Regions from separate parts of the Homo sapiens genome. Here region 2 is linked to region 1. The links are chromatin loops, found by intact Hi-C in ENCODE. Cell type or tissue: lower leg skin. All regions are shown on one strand. Links, peaks and the distances in the headings refer to the core of each region. The heading gives the core; the rest is flanking DNA. Region 1 has its middle 7.2 kb from the start of CSTB. Region 2 has its middle 22 kb from the start of AGPAT3.

Region 1 (8,331 bases), core at 155-8,154:
TGCCTCCGAGGCGTCCGGCAGCGTATGCCAGAACTGCAGCTGCAGGGTTCAGGCTGTCCAGATCGTGGGGGATCTGTGAAGACTAAGGAGGGATCTACCAGTGAGTCCACAGAGCTTTGAAAGTGATGTTAGGAAATTCTGAATCAGGCCGGGCGCGGTGGCTCACACCTAGAATCCCAACACTTTGGGAGGCCAAGGTGGGTGGATCACTCTGAGGTCAGGAGTTCTAGGCCAGCCTGACCCACATGGTGAAACCCTGTCTCTACTAATAATAAAAAAATTAGCTGGGCGTTGTGGCAGGCGCCTGTAATCCCAGCTACTTGGGAGGCTGAGACGGGAGGATCACTTGGACTCGGGAGGTGGTGGGTGCAGTGAGCCGAGATCGTACCTCTGCACTCCAGCCTGGGTGGGTGACAGAGTGAGATCCTATCTCAAAAAAAAACCAAAAAGAAAACTGAATCATGGACTGTGTGTATTCTACACTCTTAACATGAACTCTGAGACTAAGCTTTTATAACATGCAAAACAGAATCAAGCAGTTTTGCATTGAAAGGAAAACCCGTTGTATTTCCCACTTGAGAATTTCCAGCGGAAGGCAGGTGGGGGAGGGGCTGTTTAGGGGACCACGCAGCGGGAGAGCCATCCCCAACAGGAAGGGAGCGGTTGTCTGCAGGAGCAGTGACCAGGAACTCCTATGGGGCACCTGGGTTGGGGGAAGCTGGATTTAGGGTTAGAAGCTTGTGTGTAAACAGGAAATATCAGTGTAAAACAGAAAATAAAATATGTAATTAATGCTGTGGTCTGGTTTAAATACAAGTTGACAAAGGGATCAAAATTACAGGCTCACGCCTGTAATCCCAACACTTTGGGAGGCTGAGGTGGGTGGATCACTTGAGGTCAGGAGTTCCGGGACCAGCCTGACCAACATGGTGAAACCCCATCCCTACTGAAAAAAATAAAATAAAATACAAAAAACTAGCCAGGCAGGTGCCTGTAATCCCAGCTACTCAGGAGGCTGAGGCAAGAGAATAGCTTGAACCCAGGAGGCAGAGGAGGTTGCAGTGAGCCGAGATTGCACCACTACACTCCAGCCTGGGCAACAGAGTAAGACTCCGTTTCTCTCTCTCTCTCTATATATATATATAATTTATATGAAGTTGTCAATTTCATCCACACGCTGTCTGCTTCCTTAGGAGCATCAACAGCAGCAGCTTGGAAATCTGATGAATTTCACTACCCGCTGACAAAAGTCCCTTGTTACCGAACCCCCCGCTGGTTTAACCGAACCCCCCGCTGGTTTAACCCTGCCCTCTGAGAGTGCATTAGGAGCTCTGATATGGTGTGGCTGTGTCTCCACCCAAATTTCATCTTGAATTATAGCTCCCATAATCCCGTGTCATGGGAGGGACCTGGTGGGAGGTCATTGAATCATGGAGGTGGTTACCCTCATGCTGTTCTCGTGATAGTGAGTGAATCCTCATGAGATCTGATGGTTTCATAAGGGGCTTTCCCCGCTTTTGCTGGCACGTCTCCTTCCTGCCACCATGTGAAGAAGGATGTGTTTCCTTCCCCTTCTGCCATGATTGTGTTTCCTGAGGCCTCCCTAGCCATGCTGAACTGTGAGTCAATTAAACCTCTTTCCTTTATAAATTATCCAGTCATGGATATGTCTTTATTAGCAGCATGAGAATGGACTAATACAGGAGCTCAAAGTGGATGAGGCACGTAGTAGGGGAAGAATGAAGTCAGCTCGGACTCCCGTGGGGCTCACAGCATGGGGGCGGTGACTGTCACTGTCACGGATGTGAAATTGTACCAAGTGCCCTAAGGGAGGGTCCTGCTGGGGGTAAACGGGGATCTGACAGAGGTGCAGAAGGCTTCTGGGCAGAGGCCATGGCCAAGTTCAGACCTGAGGCTTGAGGAGGAGGAGCTAGAGGCTGAGGTGGGTGAGACCGTCCTGGCGCCAGCAGCAGAGAGTGGGGAGTCCAGGTTGGGCAAGAGCATGGCGCATTCTGGGAGGCGGCTGAATGCCTCATAGCCACGACGTCACGGCAGCTGCCCTGGAGGGGCCCTGAGTCCTGGGACAGAGCAGGAGCAGAGCCCCTGGTGTGCCCAGCAGTCTGGAGGGCGGGACGGGCTACCCTGAATGAATTAAGACGCTGGATCTCCAGGACACTGATGGCTTAGGTCCTTCCCCATCCTGGAACATGAACCAGAAAACAGAGGCCTACGTGCTGGGACCTGCCATGAGCCACTTCCCCTCCAGACCCCTGAGAGCCAGAAAGAAAACGTGGAGGTCTTACTCATGGTTCGTTCAGGCATGTTTCCCCAAAACTGCCTCGGCAATGTTAAAAATGGCTTGAGCTTTGGGAGGCCGAGGTGGGAGGATCACTTGAGCTCAGGAGTTTGAGACCAGCCTAGGCAACAGAGTGAGACCCCTATCTCTACAAAAAATAAAAAATTAGCCAGGTTTGGCGACACACACTTGTAGTCCCAGCTACTTGGTAGGCTGAGGTGGGAGGATCATATCATTTGAGCCGGGAGGTCGAGGCTGCAGTGAGCCATCATCACACCACTGAACTCTGGCCTGGGTGACAGAGAGAGATCCTGTCTTGAAGATAATAATAATAATAAATAAATAAATGAAAACGGCAAGGGGAGCCAGGGCAGCAGAGGCCTACAACCCCCTCCAGGGGCAGCCCCTCTCCTGCAGTCCGCCCTACAGCCTGGGCGCCTGCTCAAGTCACAGGTAGGACGGGAAGGTGGAGGGGTGGGTGCGCAAAGTCCAGAACGTGCAGGAGCCCAGGACGGCCTGGCCTGAGCTCCCCGTTTGTAACGCGGGCCCCGTCCTGAAAGGGAACACCGCTTCCACACGCTGGACACCAAACGCTGCTTGAGTTGCTCCTGTGAGTGCTGCCTGTTTCCACTGGGGCCCTGGCTGATGGAAATGCACTCAACAGATGCTAGGCAAGGAACCGCCCCACGCTGAGAGCGCAGACCCTCACTCTGAAGCTCCTGAGGCAGGCATGCTCCCTGGGCTGAGCAGGCAGCTGCGGGTCCCCAGCCAGCTGTCACTCACTCTCGAGTGACAGTGTCATCTTGGTTGGGTCTCCTACCCTCCACCCCGAATTCTCAGCGAGCATCACTTTTCCCAAAGCTGGTAGGGTTTTTTTTTGTTTTTTTGTTTGTTTGTTTTTGAGATGGAATTTCACTCTTGTCACCTGGGCTGGAGTGCAATGGTGCTATCTTGGCTCACTGCAACCTCCACCTCCCGGGTTGAAGTGATTCTCCTGCCTCAGCCTCCTGAGTAGCTGGGATTACAGGTGCCTGCCACCATGCCTGGCTAATTTTTGTATTTTTAGTAGAGACCGGGTTTCACCATGTTGGCCAGGCCAGTCTCGAACTCCTGACCTCAGGTGATCCACCCCCTTCAGCCTCTCAAAGTGCTGGGACTATAGGCGTGAGCCCCCACTCCAGGCCTGGGTTTTGTTTTTTTGAGACAAGGGTCTCACTCTGTTGCCCAGGCTGGAGTGCAGTGGGGCCACCATAGCTCACTGCAGTCTCGACCTCCCCTAGCTCAGGTGATCCTCCTGCCTCAGCCTCCTGAGCAGCTGGAACTACAGATGCATGCCACCTTGTTCTGCTAATTATTTGTGTTTTTTGTAGCAACGGGGTTTCGCCATGTTTCCTAGGCTGGTCTTGAACTCCTGAGCTCAAGTGATCCACCCACCTCAGCCCCAAAATGTGGTAGGCTTACAGACGTGAGCCGCCGCGCCCTGTGCCTGCAGGTTTTGCTGGCCATGTGTTCCCGATCTGGCAGAACAGAGCAGCCAGGCTCTGTGTTAGCTGAGGTTCTGTCTGTGTAGACAGGGTCTGGGTGGGGGGAGCCAGGCAAAGCCAACAGTATCCTTACCAGCCCAAAGGAGCTGGGAGATGCCACCACAGCCTTACTCAGTCTCTCCTCTAACTGCTGTCAGGAAACGTGCGTTATGAAGCAGGGCCAACTGATGGAGATGAGAATAGATTCCCACTAGATTAGAGACAGAATAACATAATTGGATGCAAATTGTGCAAAAGATAAAATTGTAGGCTTGAGTAATCTAATCATTCCACTACCAGGTAGAGCGTCTAAGATTTCCTAATTGAGCTGCCCAGAAGCGGTGTTAATTCCCATTTTCTATCCCACAAAAGGCAGGGTCAGGACTCCAACATTTGGATGCTCAGAGCTCGGAGAGCTCCCCACGGCACAGCCAGGCCCTGGTTGGGCACAGTCCCTGACCATCGACTGAGCTCACACTCATTCCTTTCCAGGTCGTCTCTCCCTCCTCCCTCCTTCCCACATCTGAATGTCCTCGTGCCAGGCACCCTGCAGGTCTGCTTGCAGAGCGAGGCAGGCATGGCCGCTCTCTAAGAGGCTTACAGTGTCATAGGTGGCCAGGGATGGGCCGGGCCTTCCCTGCCCAGATCCTTCTCCCCACCTCCCTTAAGGGCGAGAAAAACTATAGAATTTCGCACAGATGGAAAAGACACACTTCCCAGGCTCCTTTGCAGCACGGGTAGCCACATAACCCGGGGATGCTAATGCAGGCCCAGATCAAGGAGCGGTGCGGAGCTGTGGTGGGGACACTGGGATCTGGGGGCAGGGAGCGCTGTGGACAACGTGGGGCAGGGAGAGCTACGTGTGCGGAGCTGCCTTTAGAGAAAGCTGACCGCAAGGCTGACTGTGGGGGTGGGGAGGGGGTGAGCCCCTGAGAGCCGGCTGGAAGGACAAGAGCGGGGCTCGGGGCTGCTCAAGAGGCTGCTGCCCGGCCTGGGAGCAATGGGAGGGGCAGTTCAGACTAAGCAGAGCTGACTCGGCCACTGTTGGCCCTTCTTCCTTCCCTATTCTCCCCCATGGCTACGCTCACCTTTGTGCTCCTTGAGAAAATCACAGGACGCAGATCCTAAGGGCTGCTGAGTCATGCCTGCCCGGCCTCGTGTGTCTGGGTGCGGCCCTGAGCCCAGGGATAAGAAAGAATTGCAGCCTGAATGAATGTACAACTGGCTAAATGTGGCCGGCCTCTGCGCCCACACTCCAGGGGTGCACATGTCCCTGACGGGGTTTCTGGCACGGGCAGGATGACCTCTTTTGGGGGTACAGGGTGTGGTCTCAGCCAGGGGGCCCCCTCCATGGCCCGACCACAGCCCTGGCCAGGGCGCTGCCGACGCAGCCTTGCCCAGGAGTGTGTCGTGAGGCCTGGGTATGACACAGAGTCAGGGCGGAGGGGGTGTGTCGAGAGGCCAAGATGCTGGTGGGGTCAGTGGCAGCCAGAGACGTAGGCAGACAGAGCTCAGGGATGGTGAGGCCTGGCCCACTTTCTGGGTGGAGAGGCCACGGTCTCCATCAGAGACTAGGGTGCCAGCAGGGGAGGCAGCGTGGCCTGTGCCGTTTCCGTAGGGAAACCTGAGGCAGGGCCCAGGGCAGCACATTTTGTGGCTACAAGCCGGAGACGGGGGAAGAAGGCAAAGGACTCGCAACTCCCACTCAGGGAGGGATCAGCCGCCGTGTCCCGCCTCCAGGAAGGGTAGCACCGAGGCAGGGAGGGTCATGGGGCAGAGCACAGGGTGCCCTCACTCAGAACACTGAGGCACAGACTGTGCATGGGGGCCCCATCCCCCCAACAAGGGAAAGTGAAGACTGGACCCTCAGAGGCCACACAGTCAGGCCAGCCTCGGGGTCGCTGTGCTGCTCCTGAGAGTAACAAGGGCGTGAATAACTAGATGTCTGGACACATCTGTGTGTGTGTATGCTGTGTGTCCACGAGTGTGTGTGCCTGTGCATCCGTGTAGTGTGTGTGTTCGTGCATGTGTGCCTGTGCTTCCGCGTGTGCGTCCGCATGTATATGTGGGTGCGTTTGCGTGTGCGTGCATCTGCGTGTGTATGTGTGCGTCTGTGTGTGCATCCGCGTGTGTGTGCATCCCTGTGTGCGTGTGTGTGCGCCCGCATGTACGCATGTGTTTGCATGTGTGTGCCCGCAAGGTTCCCATGTCCAGACGCAGAGAGGGTGGTGAGGAGGCTACACACACAACTGCTTTCTCAGGGCCATGGGTGTGAACTTGGGGCCACTAGCCTTCTGCGTCACTTTCACACTGTTCAGAGAAAATCAGCCAGGTGGTGTCTGTGTAAACAATCAGCACAGCCAGGCGGACGCGTCCTTCCAGTGAGCTCAGGGACCCGGCCCGGCTCTGAGGGAGGCCTATGATGCTGGGTCCGTGGAAGCCAGTTCCAGCCAGGCCATTCATCGTGACCTGTGAGGTCTTGGGAATCCCACCCGACCTCCGAGAGCCTGTAAAAAGGGGGCGTCATCCCAGTGTTGCTGGCTCGGCTGCTGACACCTGAGCATGCCCAGTGCACACTGGGCGTGAGCCTGCTCGCACCCCCAGGCCCTCCCCTTTCACAGAAAAATTTCCCAAGCCTGTTCAGTCTGCTCTTCCTTGGTGGGGGTCACAGGAGCTCAGGAAATTCACCACTTGCTGGATAAGGCACAATTTTCACGTTATTGAACCCAAAACATTTTTTTTTGAGATGTAGTCTCACTCTGTCGCCCAGGCTGGAGTGCAGCGGCACGATATCAGCTCACTATAACCTCTGCCTCCGGGGTTCAAGCTATTCTCCTGCCTCAGCATCCCGAGTAGCTGGGATTATAGGCGTGCACCAACACACCCAGCTAATTTTTGTATGTTTAGTAGAGACAGGTTTTCGCCATGTTGGCCAGGCTGGTTTTGAACTCCTGGCCTCAAGTGATCCGCCTGTGTTGGCCTCCCAAAGTGCTGGGATTACAGGCGTGAGCCACTATGCCTGGTCCTCAGACCCTCGCTTTGAAGCAGCTGTTGTCTTGGTCTCCAGGGTGTCAGCGGTCCTCTGCCTGGAGCAGCTTCACTGCGATCGATCGATCTCGTGGTCACACGGCCTCACAAGGCCTTCTTCTTACGAGTACACCAGGCCCTGGATTTAGGGTCCTCACCTGGGGCGACTGCATTTTATGTAACTAATTACATCCACAAAGACCTCATTTCCAAACAAAGTCACATTCTTTTTTTTTTTTTTTTTTTCCAATTGAGATGGGGTCTCACTCTGTCACCCAGGCTGGAGTCCAGTGGTGCAATCTCGGCTCACTGCAGCCTCCGCCCATCCCCTGCCTCTCCCCCCCGGCCCCCGCCCAGGCTCAAATGAGCCTCCTACCTCAGCCTCCTGAGCAGCTAGGACTACAGGCACATGCTACCATGCCTGGCTACTTTTTTTTTTTATTTGAAATGGAATTTTCGCTCTTGTTGCCCAGGCTGGAGTGCAATGGCACGATCTTGGCTCACTGCAACCTCTGCCTCCCAGGTTCAAGTGATTCTCCTGCCTCAGCCTCCCTAGTAGCTGGGATTACAAGCATGTGCCACCACGCCAGGCTAATTTTTTGTATTTTTAGTAGAGACGGGGTTTCTCCATGTTGGTCAGGCTGGTCTTGAACTCCCGACCTCAGGTGATCCGCCCGCCTCGGCCTCCCAAAGTGCTGGGGTTACAGGGGTAAGCCACCACGCCCGGCATCATGCCTGGCTACTTTTTTCCATTTTCAGTGTAGACGGGGTTTCACCATGTTGCCCAGGCTGGTCTTGAACTCCTGAGCTCAAGCAATCCACCCACCTCGGCTTCCCAAAGTCCTGGGATTACAGGCATGAGCCACTGCACCTGGCCTAATAAAGTCACATTCTGAAGTGCAGGGTGGACGTGAGTTTTTGCAGGACATCAATGAATTTGGGGGGACACCTGTCCAGGCTTAGGGTGGACCTTTTTGCAGGACATCATTGAATTTGGGGGGGACACCTGTCCAGGCTCAGTGTCCTCAACAGTGCTGCCTTTATAATCACAGCCTGAACTGTACCCTTCAAATGGCTGAGTCATATGGAATGAATTGTAACTCAATAAAGCTGTTACCAGAAAAAACAGAAATAAGAGCCAGGAGTGGTGGCTCACGCCTGTAATTCCGGCACTTTGTGAGGCCGAGGAGGAAGGATCACTTGAGCCCAGGAGTTCGAGACCAGCCTGGGCAACATGGCAAGACCTCATCTCTACAAAAAAATTGTTTAATGAGCTGGACGTGGTGGTGTGCCTGTGGTCCAGCTACTCGGGAGCCTGAGGCGGGAGGATGGCTTGAGGCCAATTGCTTGGACAGAAGTTGCTGTGAGTTGAGATCACACCACTGCACTCCAGCCTGGGTGACAGAGTGAGAACCTGTCTGGAAAAAAAAAAAAAAATAGAAATAAGGAAAGAGAAGTCTGTCTCCCATCCCTTCCCCCAGCTCT
Region 2 (8,331 bases), core at 209-8,208, 74 kb before region 1:
CTCGGCCTCCCAAAGCTCTTGGATTACAGGTGAGTGCCACCGCGTCAGGCAGGTTCATTTTATCTTTATTGGAACAAATATGAATGGTTAGATGGATATTATTCTTTAGGGCAAAACTAACATTTTAAAAAGCTAGCCCATCAACTTAAAAATTAAACAAATTAAGATATATAGGATACTTGTATTAAAAAGCATTCCTTAACTTTAAAATGGGCCTAGCAAAAGAAAAAATATTAATAAAGGTGGCAAAGAAACAATTAAGTTTAAGAAACATGGCTTAGCCCAACCATATGCAGTGACTCACACCTGTAATCCCGACGATGTGGCCAAGACAGGAGAATCACGTGAGGCCAGGAGTTCAAGATCAGCCTGGGCAACATAGCGAGACCCCATCTCTATAAAAAACTTAAAAAATTAGCTGGACATGGTGGTCCGGGCCTATAGTTCCAACTACTCTCAGGAGGCTGAGCTGGGAAGATCTCTTAAGCGAGGGAGGTTGAGGCTGCTGAAACAATGCTTAAAGAGAGTGGGCACATGTCTTTGTTAAATTACCAGCCATTTTTTTTTTTTTTTTGAGACAGGGTTTTACTCCTGTCGCCCAGGTTGGAGTACGGTGGCACAATCACGGCTCACTATAGCCTCTATTTCCCTAGCTTAGGTGATCCTCCCACCTCAGCCTCTTGGGTAGCTGGGATTACAGCCATGCCACCACATCCAACTAATTTTTTTGTATTTTTAGTGGAGATGGGATTTCACCATATTGTCCAGGCTGGTCTCAAACTCCTGGACTCAAGTGATCCACCCGCCTTGGCCCCCCAAAGCATTGGGATTACAGGCGTGAGCCACTGCGCCCAGCCCATTCTTAAGAATATACCCAATCTGATCCTTGGTTGGCCTTGGCTTGTGGTGACCTTGGCATTTGGAAAGACTTTCCATCTGCATCTCAACATCCCACCATGTTTCAGAATCCAGTTCAGAGATGTGTGCTCGAAAAACACTCCTGAGCTAGGAACACAGGCTCCCTCCCCGGTTCCCCTGGCCACCAGCTTGTCCTCGGAACCCCTGTGGCAGATGTGTGCATTTTATCTCTTTATACCACTTTTTACTGCAATTTCATATTGGGTGAAAGTGGACGGTAGGCCTTTGATTTATATCTCTGATGCTTAGGGACCCTCAGAAAGTGTGTACGGTAATTCCACAGGTCTGTGTTCTCTCCTCCCTCTGTATTTATTACCCATTGCTGTGTTACAAATTACTCCAAAACTGAGAAGCTGAAACCAGCAAACGTCGTCAGCGCAGTCTCTGTGAGTCAAGAGCGGGGGAGCTGCGTGGTGGGAGATCCTGGCTCAGGGTCTCTTGTGAGGCTGCATCAGGCTGTTGGCTGGGCTAGGGCTGCTGTCCCCTGAAGGCCCCAACAGGGAGGACGCATGCCAAGCTCACGCACGTGGTTGCTGGGAGGCCTTGGTTCCTCGATGGTTGTTAGACGGGTTCCCTCTTGAAGACCTGAGGTTAATTCTTCAGCGTCCTTCGGGAAGGACAGAGCTCCCCAGTGGGTAATTCCTCGATGTCCTTCTGTAAGGACAGAGCTGCAGGATGGGTCTTTCTTTAGCATCCTTCGGGAAGGAAACCCGGCCTCTACTAAAAATACAAAAATTAGCCGGGTGTGGTGGCTTGTGCCTGTAATCCCAGCTACTCAGGAGGCTGAGGCAGGAGAATCACTTGAACCTGGAAGGCAGAGGTTGCAGTGAGCTGAGATCGTGCCATTGCACTCCAGCCTGGGAGACAGAGCGAGACTCCATCTCCAAACAACAACAACAAAAAACGATGGTGCTGGGCCAGTGCAGGTTCACCACTACGGCAAAGGAAGCCCTCTGGTGGAAATGTTGGGGGTCGGGATGTTGGTGGTGGGGAAGGCTCAGTGTGGAGGGAGGGGACATATGAGAACTCTGTGCTTTTCACTTAATTTTGCTGTGAACCTAAAACTGCTCCAAAAAATAAAGTGTATTTTTGTGAAAGAAGAAAGATCTCAAAGCAAAACCATAAACTTTCATCTTAAGAAACAAGGGAATAAAAGAGCGAACTAGACCCAAAGTGGAAGGAAGGAAATATTAAAATTTAGTGTGGAAATGAATGAAATAAAGAATAGAAAAACAAGAGAAAATCAACAAAACTGAAAGTTGGTCCTTTGAAAAGATCAACAAAATTGATAAACCTTTAGTAAGACTAACCAAGAATAAAAGAAAGAAGATTCATGTTACTAAAATAAGGAATCAAAGGGGGGACATTGATAATGACTTTTTTTTTTTTGAGACGGAGTCTCGCTCTGTTGCCCAGGCTGGAGTGCAATGGCGCCATCTTGGCTCACTGCAACCTCTGCCTCCCAGGTTCAAGTAATTCTCCTGCCTCGGCCTCCCAAGTAGCTGGGATTACAGGTGTGCGCCACCACACCCAGCTAATTTTTGTATTTTTAGTGGAGACGGGGTTTTGCTATGTTGGCCAGGCTGGTCTCGAACTCCTGACCTCAGGTGATCTGCCCTCCTTGGCCTCCCAAAGTGCTGAGATTACAGGCATGAGCCACCATACCCGGCCTACTACTGACATTACAGAAGTAAAAGTATTATAAGAAAATAAGATAAATAATTGTATGCCAACAAATTATATAACTTAGATGAAATAGACAAATTCCTAAAAAGATACAAACTACCACATTGACTCAAGAAATAATAGAAAATCTTAATCGATTTGTAACAAGTAAAGGAATTGAATTAGTAATATTTTTTAAAAACTACATACAAAAAAAAAAAAAACCAAGGCCAAGATAACTATATTGGTAATTTCTACCAAACACTTAAGAAAGAATTAATACCAATCCTCCACAAATTTTTCCAAAAAATAGAAAATTAGAGAACACTCCCAACTCATTATAGGAGGCTAGTTCTATCCCGAAGCTAAATCCAAGCAAAGACATCACAAGAAAAAAGAAAAAAAAAAAAAAACATACAAACCAGCATCTGTCATGAATATAGATACAAAAATTCTCCACAAAACACTAGCAAATCAGATCCAGTAAAGTACAGAAAGAATTATACACCACAACTAAGTGGGATTTATTCCAAGAATGCCAAGTTGACTCAAGATATGAAAATCCAGGGCTGGGCATGGCAGTTCACAGCGTAATCCCGGTGCTTTGGGAGGCTGATGCTGGAGGATCGCTTGAGCCCAGGAGTTCAAGAACAGCCTGGCAACATAGTGAGACCCTGTCTCTACCCAAAAATTTAAAAATTGGCCAGGCGCGATGGCTTACCCCTGTAATCCCTCCACTTTAGGAGGCCAAAGTGGGTGAATTGCTTGAGGCCAGAAGTTGGAGACCAGCCTGGCCAACATGGCAAAACCCTGTCTCTACTAAAAATACAAAAATTAGTTGGGCGTGGTGGTGTGCGTGCCTGTAATCCCAGCTACTTGGGAGGTTGATGCACGAGAATCACTTGAACCCGGGAGGTGGAGGCTACAGTGAGCCGAGATCGCACCACTGCACTCCAGGGCCTGAGATTACAGGCATCAGAAGGAGGCGACAAAGTGAGGCTCCGACTCAAAAAAAAAAAAAAAATTCCGGGCACGGTGGCTCACGCCTGTAATCCCAGCACTTTGGGAGGCCGAGGTGGGCGTATCGCCTGAGGTTGGGAGTTCGAGACCAGCCTGATCAACATGGAGAAACCCCATCTCTATTAAAAATACAAAAAATTAGCTGGGCATGGTGGCGCATGCCTGTAATCCCAGCTACTCAAGAGGCTGAGGCAGGAGAATCATTTGAACCCAGGAGGTGGAGGTTGCGGTGAGCTGAGATCACGCCATTGCACTCCAGCCTGGGCAACAAGAGCAAAACTCCATCTTAAAAAATAAATAAATAAATAAATAAATAAGCATTTGACAAAATTTAACATCCTTTCATGGTAAAACAAAAAAAAACTAGAAATAGAAGGAAGCTTCTTCAACCTGAAACTGAAAGTGAACCTGAAGTGAAAACGGGTACTTATGAAATCCAGCTAACATCATACTTAATAATGAAAGACTAAATGCTTTCCCCTCAAGATTAGGAATAAGACAAGGATCTCTGTTGTTACCACTTCTGTTCAACATTCTACTAGAGACAAACCAGAACAACCAAGCAAGGAAAAGAAATAAAAGGCATCTGGATTAAAAAGGAAGTAACACTATCTTTATTCACAGATGACATGGTCTTATATATGGAAAATCATAAGGATCACACACACACACACACACACACACACACACACAAAAAAAAATCAACAAATATTAGGATGAATAAATGAATTTAGCAAGGCTGCAGGAAACACAATCAATATACAAAAATATGTTGCATTTCTACAAATAGTAATGAACAATCAGAAAGTCAAATTAAGGAAACCGTTCACAATAGCATCACAAAGATTAAAATACTTAGGAATAAATTTAACAAAAGATGTGCAAGATCTGCACACTGAAAACTACAAAATATAACTGAAAGAACTTTTTTTTTTTTTCCTGAGACAAAGTCTCGCTCTGTCACCCAGGCTGAAGTGCAGTGGCGCAATCTCGGCTCACTGCAGATTCCACCTCCCGGGTTCAAGCAATTCTCCTGCCTCAGCCTTCCATGTAGCTGGGATTACAGGCATTTGCCACCACACCTGGCTATTTTTTGTATTTTTAGTAGAGATGGGGTTTCACCATGTTAGCCAGGCTGGTCTCAAACTCCTGACCTCAAGTGATCTGCTCACCTCGGCCTCCTAAAGTGCTGGGATTACAGGCATGAGCCAACATGCCCGGCCTGAAAGAACATTTTTAAAGACCTAAGTCAATGGAAACATATCCCATGTTTATAGATCAGAAGACTTACTATTGATGGCAATACTTTCCTAAGTATTGATGGGAATACTTACTAAGATGGCAATACTTTCCAGGTTGATCTGCAGATTCAACTCAATTCCTATCAAAATCCCAGCTGCTTTTAAAAAAAAAAAAAAAAAAAATTGAAAAGCTTGCCTTAAATTTTATATGAAAATACAAAAGATCCAGAATAACCAGTCTTGAAAAAGAAGAAAGTTGGGGGACTGGGCATAAGGATGGACATAGAGATCAATGAGGTAGAATGAAGAGTTCAAGAATAAACCCTTACATACATGGTCAATCGATTTTCAAAACAGCATTCCAAAAACACTCAATTGGGGCGGGCGCGGTGGCTCACACGTGTAATCCCAGCACTTTGGGAGGCCGAGGTGGGTGGATCACGAGGTCAGGATATCGAGACCATCCTGGCTAACAAGGGGAAACCCCGTCTCTACTGAAAATACAAAAAATTAGCCAGGCATGGTGGCGGGCACGTGTAGTCCCAGCTACTCGGGAGGCTGAGGCAGGAGAATGGCGTGAACCAGGGAGGCGGAGCTTGCAGTGAGCCAAGATCGTGCCACTGCACTCCAGCCTGGGCAACAGAACAAGACTCTGCCTCAAAAATATATAAATAAATAAATAAATAAATAAATACACTCAATCAGGAAAGAATAGTCTTTTCAACAGATGGTGCTGGGACAGCTTAATAGCCACATCCAAAATAATAAAGTTAGACCCTTATCTCACACCATGTACAATATTTAGCTTAAATCAAAGACCTAAGTATAAGACTAAAACTATGAGACTTTTAGAAGAAAACACAGGCATAAATCTCGGTGACGCTGGATTAGGCAATGGCTTCTTAGATATGACACCAAAAGCACACGCAACCAAAGAAAAAAAATAGACAGATTGGACTCCATCAAAGTTAAAACTTTCACTCTGTGACCCAGGCTGGAGTGCAATGGCGTGACCTCGACTCACTGCAACCTCCACTTTCCGGGTTCAAGCAATTCTCCTGCTTCAGCCTCCCGAATAGCTGGGACTACAGGCACGCGCCACCACTCCTGGCTAATTTTTGTATTTTTGGGAGAGATGGGTTTTCGCTGTGTGGGCCAGACTGGTCTCGAACTCATGGCCTAAAGTGATTCTCCCACCTCGGCCTCCTAAAGTGCTGGGATTACAGGCATGAGCCACTGCGACTGGCCGATTTGTAAATTTTTAAAAGTTTAAACTTTTGTGCTTCAAAGAACACCATCAAAAAAGTGAAGAGAGGCCAGGCGCAGTGGCTCACGCCTGTAATCCCAGCAGTTTGGGAGGCCAAGGTGGGTGGATCACCTGAGGTCAGAAGTTTGAGATCAGCCTGGCCAACATGGTGAAATCCCGTCTCTACTAAAAATACAAAATTAGTTGGGCATGGTGGCACGCACCTATAATCCCAGCTACTCGGGAGCCTGAGGCCGGAGAATCACTTGAACCTGGGAGGTGGAGGGTGCAGTGAGCCAAGATCTTTAAGCAAAACTCTGTCTCAAAAAAAAAAAAAAAATGAAGAGAGCTGGGCATGTTGGCTCATGCCTATAATTCCAGCAGTTTGGGGGACCGAGGCAGGAGGATGGCTTGAGGACAAGAGTTTAAGACCAGCCTGGGCATCATAGCAAGACCCCATCTCCACACAAAAAAATTTAAAATCAGCTCAGCATGGTGGCATGCACCTGTAGTCTCAGCTACTCAGGAAGCTGAGGTGGGAGGATCAGTTGAGCCCAGGAGTTTGAGGGTGCAGTGAGCTATGATCATGCCACTGAACTCCAGCCTGGGTGACAGAGACAGACCATGTCTCTAAAAAGGAAAAACAAAAACAAACAAACAAATCTGAAAAGACAACCTATAGTAATGAAGAAAATATTTGCAAATCATACGTCTAGTAAGGGACTGATATCCAGAATATTATCTTAACAATAAATAAAAAGACAAATATTCTGAATAAAAAACGAGCAAAGAGGTTGAAGACACATCTCTCCAAAGAAGATCTACGAGTGGCCGATTAGCACATGAAAAAACGTTCAACACCAGTAACCTTAAGGAAACGCAAATGAAAACTACCATGAATTATCACTTCACACCCACTCAGACGGTTATAGTAAAACAGGCAGGCAACAGAGAGCCTTGAAGGGGACGCTGATAGGAATGCACCATGGTACAACCACGTCCGTAAGCAGGGCAGCAGCCTCTTCAAAAGTTCAACATAGAGGTGCTGTATGACCAACAGTTCCACTCCTCGGTAAGGCCCCCAAAGAATGAAAACGTGTGGGCCAGGCGCGGTGGCTCACGCCTGTAATCCCAGCACTTTGGAAGGCCGAGGTGGGCGGATCACGAGGTCAGGAGATCGAGACCATCCTAACACAGTGAAACCCCGTCTCTACTAAAAATACAAAAAATTAGCCAGGCGTGGTGGCGGGCGCCTGTAGTCCCAGCTACTCAGGAGGCTGAGGCAGGAGAATGGCATGAACCCGGGAGGCAGAGCTTGCAGTGAGCCGAGATTGCACCACTGCACTCCAGCCTGGGCGACAGAGCAAGACTCCGTCTCAAAAAAAAACAAAAAAAAAGAAATGAAAACGTGTTCCCACAGAAACTCATACACGACACTACTGTCCTTAGCAGCATTGTTGTTATTATTATTATTATTATTATTATTTGAGATGGAATCTCACTCTGTCACCCAGGCTGGAGTGCAGTGGTGTGATCTCGGCTCACTGCAACCTCCACCTCCCGTGTTCAAGTGATTCTCCAGCCTCAGCCTTCCAAGTGGCTGGGATTACAGATGCCCACAACCATGCCTAATTAATTTTCGTATTTTCAGTAGAGATGGGGTTTTCACCCTCTTGGCCAGGCTGGTCTCGAACTCCTGACCTCAGGTGATCCGCCCAGCCTCCCACAGAGCTGGGATTACCGGCGTGAGCCGCCGCGCCCAGCCTATTGGTGGTGTACATTCTGTGGGTTTTCACACATGCACCTGGCGTGGATCCATCATTACAGTGTCACGCAGAGTGTTTCATGGCCCTAAAAGTCCCCTGTGCTCTGCTTACTCATCCCTCCTTCCCCCTACCCCGGCAAACACTGATCTTTTTACTGTCTTCATAGTTTTGTCTTTTCCAGACATCATATAGTCAGAATTGAAGGGAATATACCAGCCAAAAACCTGCCACTATGGCATAAGAATTATTTTAGCTAAAGGCACTAAAAATAAAAGTAGCTGCAAGAAGTACGCTTAGACCCCCCGCTTTTCTTCCTGAAAGTAGGAGATTAAATTCCCATACGAGAGCCCAGTTCCCTATACCAGGAGGAAAGAAACATTTTTATCACCAGAGATGGGGATTCCAGGCAGAGAGAAATCTGTACAAACAGATCTTGTTACAATAATTCTTGTCTTCCTTTGGTCGCCTCACATAT

What was found. Peaks named below come from ENCODE experiments on the same cell type or tissue, not always from the same donor. Only the 100,000 strongest peaks of a DNase experiment are listed, where the experiment ranks them.
Region 2: it touches region 1 in a loop (23-fold over the local background); 2 of 110 quality-filtered maps call a loop at or near these places.

Annotation. Positions count from the first base shown.
Region 1 is chr21:43,764,973-43,773,303 of GRCh38, reverse strand. No RefSeq gene overlaps it. Among named protein-coding and RNA genes, the nearest start is that of CSTB, 7.2 kb to the left of the region's middle. RefSeq lists enhancers at 1,510-2,431, 2,432-3,354, 4,097-4,710, 4,689-5,261, 4,711-5,324 and 2 more and a cis regulatory region at 4,433-5,481. In lower leg skin, for the core only: no CTCF peak of the experiment used is centred there; a DNase peak (open chromatin) is centred at 4,982.
Region 2 is chr21:43,838,652-43,846,982 of GRCh38, reverse strand. No RefSeq gene overlaps it. Among named protein-coding and RNA genes, the nearest start is that of AGPAT3, 22 kb to the left of the region's middle. In lower leg skin, for the core only: no CTCF peak of the experiment used is centred there; no DNase peak of the experiment used is centred there.